Regions from separate parts of the Homo sapiens genome. Here region 2 is linked to region 1. The links are chromatin loops, found by intact Hi-C in ENCODE. Cell type or tissue: HCT116. All regions are shown on one strand. Links, peaks and the distances in the headings refer to the core of each region. The heading gives the core; the rest is flanking DNA.

What was found. A loop is a pair of places that touch in the nucleus more often than their neighbours do. Peaks named below come from ENCODE experiments on the same cell type or tissue, not always from the same donor. Only the 100,000 strongest peaks of a DNase experiment are listed, where the experiment ranks them.
Region 2: a loop joins it to region 1, with 26 times the contacts of the local background. A loop is called at or near these places in 99 of 110 quality-filtered maps.

The regions. Positions count from the first base shown.
Region 1 is chr9:125,404,154-125,412,165 of GRCh38, forward strand. LOC101929014 (a long non-coding RNA gene) reads left to right here and starts at 6,308. Exons shown (of 5, transcript XR_007061776.1): 1 at 6,308-6,430; 2 at 6,808-6,893; 3 at 7,254-7,363; 4 at 7,913-8,012. RefSeq lists enhancers at 3,542-4,136, 5,339-5,388 and a silencer at 3,989-4,298. In HCT116, for the core only: a CTCF peak has its summit at 3,985 (motif pointing right); a DNase peak (open chromatin) is centred at 4,004; H3K4me3 peaks cover 1,562 bases; H3K27ac peaks cover 1,578 bases.
Region 2 is chr9:126,228,081-126,230,580 of GRCh38, forward strand. All of the region lies in intron 1 of LOC105376275 (a long non-coding RNA gene), which reads right to left. Among named protein-coding and RNA genes, the nearest start is that of MVB12B, 97 kb to the right of the region's middle. RefSeq lists a silencer at 1,001-1,080. In HCT116, for the core only: CTCF peaks have their summits at 966 (motif pointing left) and 1,170; a DNase peak (open chromatin) is centred at 941.

The DNA of each region.
Region 1 (8,012 bases), core at 2,657-5,156:
TTACCCTTTGCCCAAGGAGAGAGTTCATGGGCATCCCACGAGGTCCAGCCTTGGTGCTAACCAGGAGGCCCTATGAGACTTCCTAGGCAGCTGGAGCTGGGAGGGCCAGCCAAGCTCCACCTCCTCCCCACCATTTTATTTTATTATTGATTTATTTTTGAGACGGAATCTCACCCTGTTGCCCAGGCTGGAGTGCAGTGGCGTGATTTCAGCTCATTGCAACCTCCACCTCCTGGGTTCAAGCGATTCTCATGCCTCAGCCTCCCAAGTAGCTGGGATTTACAGGTGCATGCCGCAACGCCCAGCTAAATTTTTTTTTTTTTTTTGAGATGGAGTCTCGCTCTTGTTTCCCAGGCTGGAGTGTAATGGCGCAATCTCGGCTCACTGCAACCTCCGCCTCCCAGATTCAAGTGATTCTCGTGCCTCAGCCTCCCAAGTAGCTGGGATTATAGGTGTGTGCTACCACACCTGGCTAATTTTTGTACTTTTAGTAGAGATGAGATTTCACCATGTTGGTCAGGCTGGTCTCGAACTCCTGATCTCAAGTGATTCTCCAGTCTTGGCCTCCCAAAGTGCTGGGATTACAGGCATGAGCCACCACACCCAGCCAATGCCTGGCTAATTTTTATATTTTTAGTAGAGACGGGGTTTTGCCATGTGGCCCAGGCTGGCCTTGATCTCCTGGCCTCAAGTGATCCACCAGCCTTGGCATCCCAAAGTCCTAGGATTACAAGTGTGAGTCACTGCACTCGGCCCATCTACCCCCATTTTACAGATAGGAACGCCAAGGCTCAGAGCAGCGAAGGCCTTGCTCAGGGCCCCACAGAGAGTTAGGCACCTGGGCCTTCAGACCCCCCACTGAGGCTGGGCACACCTGCATCCCACCGCATGGTGAGAAGGCAGTCAAAGTTGGCAAAGAAGGTGGCGCTGCGGACAAAGAGGTGGAGTTCTCCAGGCCACCACTCCCCCATCCATGGCCTGGAAGTCATTTCCATCACAGCCAGGGTGCCACTCCTTAGAGACTGACGATTTGGTGGAGCAGAAGGGATCCAGGCTTAGGGTCTGGGGACCAGCGTGAAGACCCTGTCTGCGGCTGCCTGGACCCAAAGTGACCCCCGATCTTGCCTGCCTGGTCCCCCATTGCCAGCCCCCTGCCATCGGGTCCACTTCATCCTTCTGAGATTTATTCTCGGGCTGCAGAGCCTGGAAATAATTTGCTGACAGAGCCCCGTCCCGGCAGGTGCTTTAATTGGTTTTGTGGGAGCAGGCCTATTTAGAGGGAAACAAAAATTATGGTGCTGCTGCCCGTCTTTTCTCTGTAATGGGGGCTTCGGAGTGTTGGGGGTGGGGAGGAAAAGGTGGCTGTGTGGAAAGCAGAGACCCTGGTTTTTCTCTGGGGGCGCAGGTGCTGGGGCCTGGGTGTCCTGGGCCAGGGGCAGTGGAACCAGGCCACCCACTCTGGCCCTGGCTCAGCCTCAGCCTCAGGGCAGGGCAGCTTCTCATCCTCACAGTGCTGAGGGCAAGAGGAGGCCTGGGGACAAAGGGGCCAGGGCAGGGCCAGGGCAGGCAGGGCTCCAGTTCCCAGACTCCATCTTTCTGAAGGAGGCCCTCGCCCTTGCCGGGTGCGCACTTTCTAAAACACAAATCAGGTGGGTCACTCCTTAGCTCCAGCCCCTTCCATGGCTCCCCATTGTCCTCAGAATGAAGCCAGCTTCCTTAGCTTGGCACTCAGTGTCGCTCGAGGCCCAACTGACCTCTGGTGACCTCTCCAGCCACTTCGTCCTTCACTCCTATCTTCGCCCACCCCCTCCCAATGGTCTTTAGTCTTCCCTGGTGGGCTCCTGTGTGTCCCACTCTATGCTAACTCCACAATTGTCCATGATCAAGGAGAGCTTTGTTGCCTCATTATACAGATGAGGAAAAGAAGGCTCAGAAAGGTTAAGACACTTCCTGGAGGTCACACAGCAGGGCAGGGACTTGAACCCAGGTCTGGCTGGCATACAAGCCCACACTTAACTAGTAAGTTATAGGTGGAACTAGCCAAGCTCCCTCTAAGCCCCATGCTTTCCCTTGAAACGCCCCTCCCTACATTTTTCCGCTGGCAAACTCCTACTCATCCTTCAAAGCCCGCTTGATATCACTTCCTTGAGAATCCTTGCTTGACTGACTACTCCCACCTCTAATCTCTCCTCTGGGCTTCCCCAAGGCCCAGCCAAGTCTTTCAGCTCAGCTCTAATCTCTGGGTTTGTCATTTTCTGTGTCAGTGTCTGTCTCTTCCACTTCCTCCCTCACCCCGGACTGGGAAATCCAGCGGAATTGTTACTCATCCTACAGGGTGAAAGTTGCAGCCCTGGAAACTCTGCTAGGTCCAAGATCCTGGGACCCGGGCTCTCGTCTTACCTGCTGTATTGAGCAGCCTAGGCCATAGCTGCTCTGTGCGACTCCGAGCAAGGCCTTGTGCCTCGGCGGACTGAGTCTATAAAATGGGAGGGTCAGCCTAGAGGCATCTGACACTTGGGAACTCTGAGGGCCAGATGTGGGCTGGAACCTCACACCATGTGACCCATGTGAGTGTGACTCACATGATGTATGTGTGAGTGGGTAGCCACGCCCCATGTCAGGGTGGGTCACGTCACCATTGCTGATGCCCGGCCCAACCGGGGATCCAGGTGCTGGCCATGGACTGGGCTAGGAGGCCTGGGCAGAGCGGAGAAGTAATTACGCTGGAGTCAGGGCTGGAATCTCAGCTCTGCCACTCACCTGCTTCGTGTGAGCTCGGACAGGCCTGACCTCGCAGAGCCTCAGCTTCATCTGTAGAACCATGGGAACAATAATGCAGTCATGCGCCAGAGAAGGACGCTTCGGTCATCAAGGGACTGCATGTACGACAGTGGTCCCATAAGATCACAACGCCGTATTTCTCCTGTACCGGTTCTATGTGTAGATACACAAATACTTCCCACTGTGCCACGGTTGCCTACAGCATTCGGTCCAAAGACAGGCGGCACCTGAGTGTAGCCCAGGGGCAAGAGCCAGGTGTGTAGGGGCCGCACCATCTCGGCTGGCGTAAATCCACTCTATGCTCTTCGCAGCTGATGCATTTCTCAGAATGCATCCCTGTTGTTAAGGACACAGGACTGTCCTGCCACCCCACAGGGCTGATTTGCTGAGGGTCACAGGAGAGATTCTCACGGCTGGCCCAGAGCATGAGCTCCAGGGCCCTCACTGTTGTCATCTGCACAAGTGTTAAGTGCCACGTCCCCGCTGGGCCCGGTAGGCAGTGGTGGGCGGTGACTGAAGGATCCAGTCTAGACAGACAACCATGTTAATTCGCAGAGCTCAGGCCAGGACAGTGGGGCGGTGAGGGCCTTGGTTTCTGGGGTTTACGGTGGGGTTGGAGGCTGGGTCTCCAAGGGCCTCTTTCCCTGGTGTGTGATTTTTCAAAGAATCCAGGACAGAGTTAAACAGGCAGGTGCAGTCCCTGAGGACAGATGGCAGGATGTGGCTGGGGGGTTCAGAGGAGAGCTGGGGGCTGGGTGGAGTGAGAGGGGCAGAGCTCTCGGGATGAGTGGGTGGTGCTGGGAGACGAGCAGGGTCAGAGATCTGGAGAGGGGCGGAAAGAGGTTGCAGGCCTGGTTCAGCTGCCCCAATTCCACATAAAAACAGTCAGGGCTCGGTCCTCGGCCTCAGTTTCCCCCTCTGTAAACGTGGAAATGGTCCCTCCCTGTGGTGGCGCGGGGGACGGGGCCTCAGCTCCCCGGGCTCAGGAGATACCGCCTGGACCCGGGCAGCTTAAACACCCCTTCCCCTTCCACGAGGACCGAGTCCGAGGCCTGAGCCGGGCCGGGCTGTCTGCTGCAGGGCGGCGTCGAGACTTGGGGTGGGAGCCCCCGGAGGAGGAAGAGACGAACCGGGAGCCAGAGGGAGCCGGGTACACCGCGGGACTCACGGGGCGCCCCGGGGCCGGGAATCTAGCTACGGAATCCGGTCGGTAGGTGGCGCCGCGAGGCTGCAGTTGGGTTTCCGTCGCCCAGGCCGAGGGTGGTGCGGAGCCGGGACCCGCGGGGCTTCAGCGTCCCCCGTGGCCGTTCCCACCGCCGTCGGTCCGCGGAGATCCCAGGTGTTTTTAGGGCACCCAGGTTCACACCCCGTTGGGCCAAGACCGAGAGCGACGCGCGGGCACCGGACGGGGTGCGAACCCGGGGCGGACGGGCCCCCTGCCCCACCCCCTACTCCCGATCCCCGCAGCTGCCACCGCTGGGCCTCGGCTGCGAAGGCTCCAGAAACGGGTCCCCCGTACCCTCGGGCCTTCCCAGCCGCGCGGGCGTGCGAGGGAGCCGAGGTCCGGGAGGCCGCTAGGGCGGGGGCCCCGGCGTGGAAGGATCGCGCTCTGGGCTGTGTCCGTCGGCCGTGTGCGTGCGCGGAGGCCGTGGGCGCGGCCGGCAGGGGACCCTTCCTTTGTTCTCGCACTTCCTTCTCTGCGGGCCCTGGTCAGGGAGGACGCAAGGCCCAGGCTGCGAGCTGTGCCCGTGGGGACGCAAGCGACGGTGGGTAGGGACAGGCAGGCGCCCCTTCCTCCCGCTCAGCATCCAGCCTTCGGGCTCCCTGGCTGCTTTCCCGAGGGCAGCCTTGGCTGGGAAATGTCACCCTCCCCGGGGGAAGGAAGGGGAGCCGCGTGTGCGCGTCTTCCATGCGTCCTCCTGAGACCACGCCGCGCCCGGAGAAAGCCCTTTGATCCCCTCGCTATCTTTTCTTTTTCTTTTCTTTCTTCTTTTTTCTTTTTTTGAGACGGAGTCTCGCTCTGTTGCCCAGGCTGCAGTGCAGTGGCACGATTTCGGCTCACTGCAACCTCCGCCTCCCGGGTTCAAGCGATTGTCCTGCCTCAGCCTCCCGAGTAGCTGGGATTACAGGCGCCTGCCACCACGCCCAACTAATTTTGTATTTTTAGTAGAGACAGGGTTTCACCATGTTGGCCAGGCTGGTCTCAAACTCCTGGCCTCAGATGATCCGCCCACCTTGACCTCCCAAAGTGCTGGAATTACAGGCGTGAGCCACCGCGCCCGGACCCCCTCGCTATCGTGGATGCGGAACCTGCTCCAAGTCGCGCAGCTGGAAAGGGGCATCGGAGCCTCTGGGGGACGTCCCTGACTCGAGGCCGGGCCGATTTAGGGGGTGGAGGGTCGGATCGACTTCCCCCAAACCAGCCACCCCAGGGAGCCCCTGGAGGGGGCGAGCTGCCTGTGCCTGGAGGTGGGGACCATAGGTCCTTCCCAGCCCAAGGGCTCCCAGAATCCACACAGCAAGCGAGGCCCAGGGCTGGGAGGCGCCCTGGAGGGTGGGTTGGGAGAGGAGGTTCAGAGATGAGCGAGGCCCCACCCCGGCCAGGGAAGTCCCGTCCAGCAGAGCAGGTGGGACTTGTGGCTCATACCCGACGATGTGATCAGAGGAGGAGGGGGCAGGAAAGGTGGCCTTACAGGAGCCAGAGCTTGGGGGCCCAGACACACACCACACACACAGACAGACACACGCCACACACACACACCTCACACAGACACACCCACACACAGACACACCATACACCACACACACACCACACACATAAACATCACACACAGACACACACATACCACACACACCACACAGACACACACCACACATACACACACACCACACAGACACACGACACAGACACACACCACTCACACACCACACACACACACCACACACACAGACATATACACCAGACACACACCACACAGATACACACACCACACACACACACAACACACACACACCACACAGACAACCACACACACAGACTCATACACCATACGCACCACACATACACCACACACACACCACACACAAATACCAGACACACACACCACACACACACCACAGACACATACACCATACGCACACCACACACACACACCACACACACCACACACACACACCACACACACACACACCATACACACACACCACACACACCACACACAGACATATACACCATACACACACCAGACACAGACCACGCACATACCACACACACAGACACCACACACATGCACCACACGCACCACACCACACACACACACATACACACACACGAGCAGAGCAAGGGACAGCCATGTTGTGTGATCTGGGAGGGTGGCTCATCCTCTCTGAGTTGTTTATAAACCGGGCGGGACCCAGGCCTGCCAATCAAAGGCCTGATCTGAATGCTCTTATTGGTTCAGAGATGGACATGTGACCCTCTCTTGGCCAATCAGAGGCTTTCCTGCTGGAAGGGCTGCTGGAAGCCATCTTCGCACGGTTCTTCCCTTGGCTTTAGAGCCCCGAAGCGCTCTTTGACTTGAGCTGCTTTGCATTCTCTCTGTCCTGCCATCGAGAAAGTTCTGAGCGGCTCAGAAGTAATACTGACACTGTATGTAGCGCCCTTCCCACGCCAGCGGCCATTCCCCATGGGAGGGGCAGTGCTGGAGGTGCCCTGGGTGACCGGGACGAGCCGCCGCCCCTCTGCCGGCCTTAGTGCCCTTGTCTGTGAAATGGGGCGAGTAGTTCCTCTCTCAGGGCTGCTGCGAGGCTGAGTCACCGCGATGGCGGCCGGCAGAAGGGGCAGGAGGGGCTGTCGGTCCAGGGGCAGGGGCGACAGGGGCAGCGGTCAGTGGGCGCAGAAGGGGAGCCTCCCCTCCTTGACCCAGAAGGCCTGGGTCTGGGCGAGCGCGGGCACAGCGAGGGCCGGCAGGAGGGAGGGAGTGCCGTGGTGGAGGCACCAGGATCCCCATCCTTGCCTTGACACAGATCAACGGAGGGGGACTGCAGTTTCGCTGGTGGCCCCACAGCCCCCTGCCTCCAGCCAGGGGACAAAGAACAGGAGGGATCCAGAGGTGAGAGAGGAGGTGCACAGTAGCTGCAGGGCCGGACCCTGATGAAGGGAGATGCTGTCCCACACGGAGCCCCTGCCAGCCCCCAGATCACCAAGGCTGGAGCCCCCCAGTGACTCTGCTGGTCACGTCTGTGGGATCCCTGCTCACCCCTCTGTCCTCACCCCTTCCCTCTCCCCCTGGCCACCTGCAGCCTCCTCCTGCCTGCTCAGCCGTGGGTCTCTTTCCCTCTGATCCACTCACCATGGGACCGCCAGGCAGCTCCCAAATCCAAACATGACCATGAGCTGCCCCGGCTTGAAACCCAAGCATGACCCCCTGTCACAGGCTGGACCAAGTCCTGAGTTCCTAAACCACCTTCAGGGCTGCCTGCACCTGCACCTCCCGCTCCTGCTGTGCCCTGATCCCATGTGCTGGGTGAACTGGGTTCTTCCGAGCCCTCCAGCCCTGGATGCTAACCCCAGAGCTGCAAGGTGAGGGGCACCTACGCCGGCAGCCATTCCCCATGGGAGGGGCAGTGCTGGAGGTGCCCTGGGTGACCAGGACGGGCCGCCGCCCCTCTGCTGGCCTTAGTGCCCTTGTCTGTGAAATGGGGCGAGCAGTTCCTCTCTCAGAGCTGCTGCGAGGACTGAGTCTCTCTGAGCTCAGGATTTTCCTCTCTCTGAGCTCCAAAACCACGGGCAAATCACACCCTCTCACTCTCAGCTTCCTGATCTACAAGACAGGGATGGTGATAGAGTACTCAACTCCTAGGGCAGTTGTGGGGCATGTGAAGCATTCAGCCCAGGGTCTGGCACCCTGAAAGGGCCAAACCTGTGTGAGCCACAGTTTTATGGTTGATCATCAATGCCTGTCTAAGAAAGCCCCATTCAGCTTGAACCCAGCTCTCCAGGAAGAGCTCACTGACACCCTCCTCACACACCCCAATCGGCCGTCTTTATTCATCCCCAAAAGTGATGTACAAGGAATGAGTCTTTGGGGGTGTGTCCGTCATCACCCACTGGGGCTGCTTGTGTCTCCAGCTATCCCTCCGAGGAATTCTGCCCCAGACAGCAGAGAGATGGGGGGCAGGGGACACATGGCCATGAGGACAGAGAGCCCTGAGAGGGACTGGGGAATCGA
Region 2 (2,500 bases), core at 1-2,500, 820 kb after region 1:
AGGGAGACACAGAGCCCCATCTTTAGGGTCCTCTAGTCTGAGGACAGGAGACCTGGCCAAGCAGTGAAGTCTGCCCTTTTAGGACCCACCGGGGCCCCTAGCCATAAGGGTGCACCTTCCCCAGAGAGGAGAGCTTCATCCTGCGGGCAGACGAAAGACTACCAGAGGCAGGTGCTAGAGTGGGGCTTTGGTTCCACCACGGCACGGGGGTCAAGAGGTGATTTTCCAGCCCTGCCCCCCGGCCCTGCAACACACACTTGGAGCCCTGCAGGTACATCTGGGTAAAGATCTGAACCTGCAGGAGCTGGTGCTTGGTGGGGTGGAGGCATGGCAGGAAGGACAGGAGGAGGAGCAGGACACCTTAAGGGGATCTACACCTGCTGGAGCCCGAGGCTGGGGGCTGGGGAGCGAATCAGAACAGCTGTCCATACACATGATGGTGGGAGAGGCAAGGCCAGCGGAGGGAGGCCAAGCCCTCAGTGTATCCTGATACCCAGATATACACACGCGCTCAACCACTGACTCTCCCTTCACTGCACCAGAGGTTCAATGGACGGACACACACACACACAGAAACACACCTCACATGCACAAACCAGCGGCATGAAAACACTTTTGCACCGAAGGCATTCTTACAAAGCAGACAGTTACATACACACACACATGGACACCTGCATAGAGTCACTGATAAACACAGATGCGTGAGGGCACCCACACACACCCACACGCAGAAATACAAGTGCATGTTTAGGCCTATGCACACATACACCCCAGATATCCCCCACACACACAAACACACAGGCACCTACACACGCTGACACAATGCACACTTGCAGCCCATCCTGCGCGCACACCCTTTTGTGCACACAGTGTGCACATGCAGCGACGCGGCCTCTAAGGGCATCTTGCGGAGTGAGGCTGAGGCTTCGTTCAACTCCTCCAGAGCCCAGTCGGTTCCAACACTGCCACCATGTGGCCTCAGGTGCACAGTGCACAGGCCATGAGGCTGGAACACCCGGCCGGTGGGGAGGAGGTCTGGCCCCAAATCTTGGGTCCCTCCATCTAGTTGAGCCGGACTGCCATTTGGCCACTTCCCAGTGAAACCGAACACAGTCCTGGAGAACTGGGTCAGACTGTGTGACAGCTGGAGCCTGCTACTGTGTGCCATTGCTGTCCATCCAGCAGGGCTGGCACCATGGCCTGTCTTTGCAACCCATGGCTGGTGACACGTGGTAGGCAGGCGGCCCCCATGTTAGTGTAGACTTGGTGCGAAGTTGTTTAAACTCTCCCAGAGAGACTGGGGTTTAATCCTGACCTGCAATGTAATCATTAGTTCACCCATCACAGTATCGAGGCTGTAATCTGTGTCGGTGTATGATGCTAGGTTGAAATTATGGTGAGCAACAGACAGTTGCCTCTCCTAAATGTCAGGGGGCCCAACACTGAAGAGATAACACAACAAATATTTATCAGGTTACACCATAGAAAACTGACATTGGTGTAGGTCTAAAATGGTCAACCACTGGCAGAGTATTCACGCAAGATCCTTTGATTCACCCTAATGATGGCAAGTGTCATACGGTTACAGAACAGGGCAGTGGGGCTTAACCTGGGGTTGGAATGGCAGGGAAGGCTTCCTTGAGAGGAACTTGACTCTAAGCTGAACTTGAAAGGGTGAGTAGTGATGAAGTTGCTCACAGGGTGGGAAGAGCTGTGCAAAGGCCCTGAGGCAGGAGAGAACTAGCATATTGTGGAAACTGAGAGAAAGCCAGTGTGCTTAGAACCCAGCACCAAAGGTGAGGGGCGTGAGTAAAGCCAGAAGGATTGGAGAACCAGGAGCTCCAGGCAGGATCCAAAGTTTAGGGCTTGGGATTATTTAGTACTTGGGACTTTTTTCCTCCCAACAGCACCAGGGAGAGGCTCGCTGAAGAAGAGTGTAAGCATGGGAATGTCATACTCAGCTTGGTGATTTCAAAAGCCCACTCTGGCTGCAGAGTGGAGAAGGACTGAGTGATGGGGTGGGGAGTACAAGCTGTTACCCACATCCAGGTGAGAGATGGCAGTGGGGAGAAGTGCACAGAGCCAAGATCTTGGTCCAGCTGCTCTCTGAGTCCAGGTTTTGTCCTCTGTAAAGTGGGCTGTAATTTCTACCTTGCAATGAGGATGAAGTAAGAAAATGAATATAAAGCACTTGGTAGGTGCCTGGCACATAAGGAGTACTCAGCAAATGGCAGCTGTGATTCCTCATCTTATCATCTTATTATTAGAAAGCACAGAGGACCTGTCCCCCTGCCCTCGCTGTGGGCTTCCAGTGGTCTGTGCCACTCGGGGCCAAGCTCACAGATGGCGCCCAGAGCTCGTGGAGGCACAGATGTTCTCGCTTTTGTTCTCAGAGGCCCTGGAGCCCTCAGGTGCCCCCATGCTCCTCAATTTACACTCAAGGTCTCCCCAGGCATAAGCACTCTTAGGGAATTGGTGCCTGGGAGGACCTTGCCAAGGT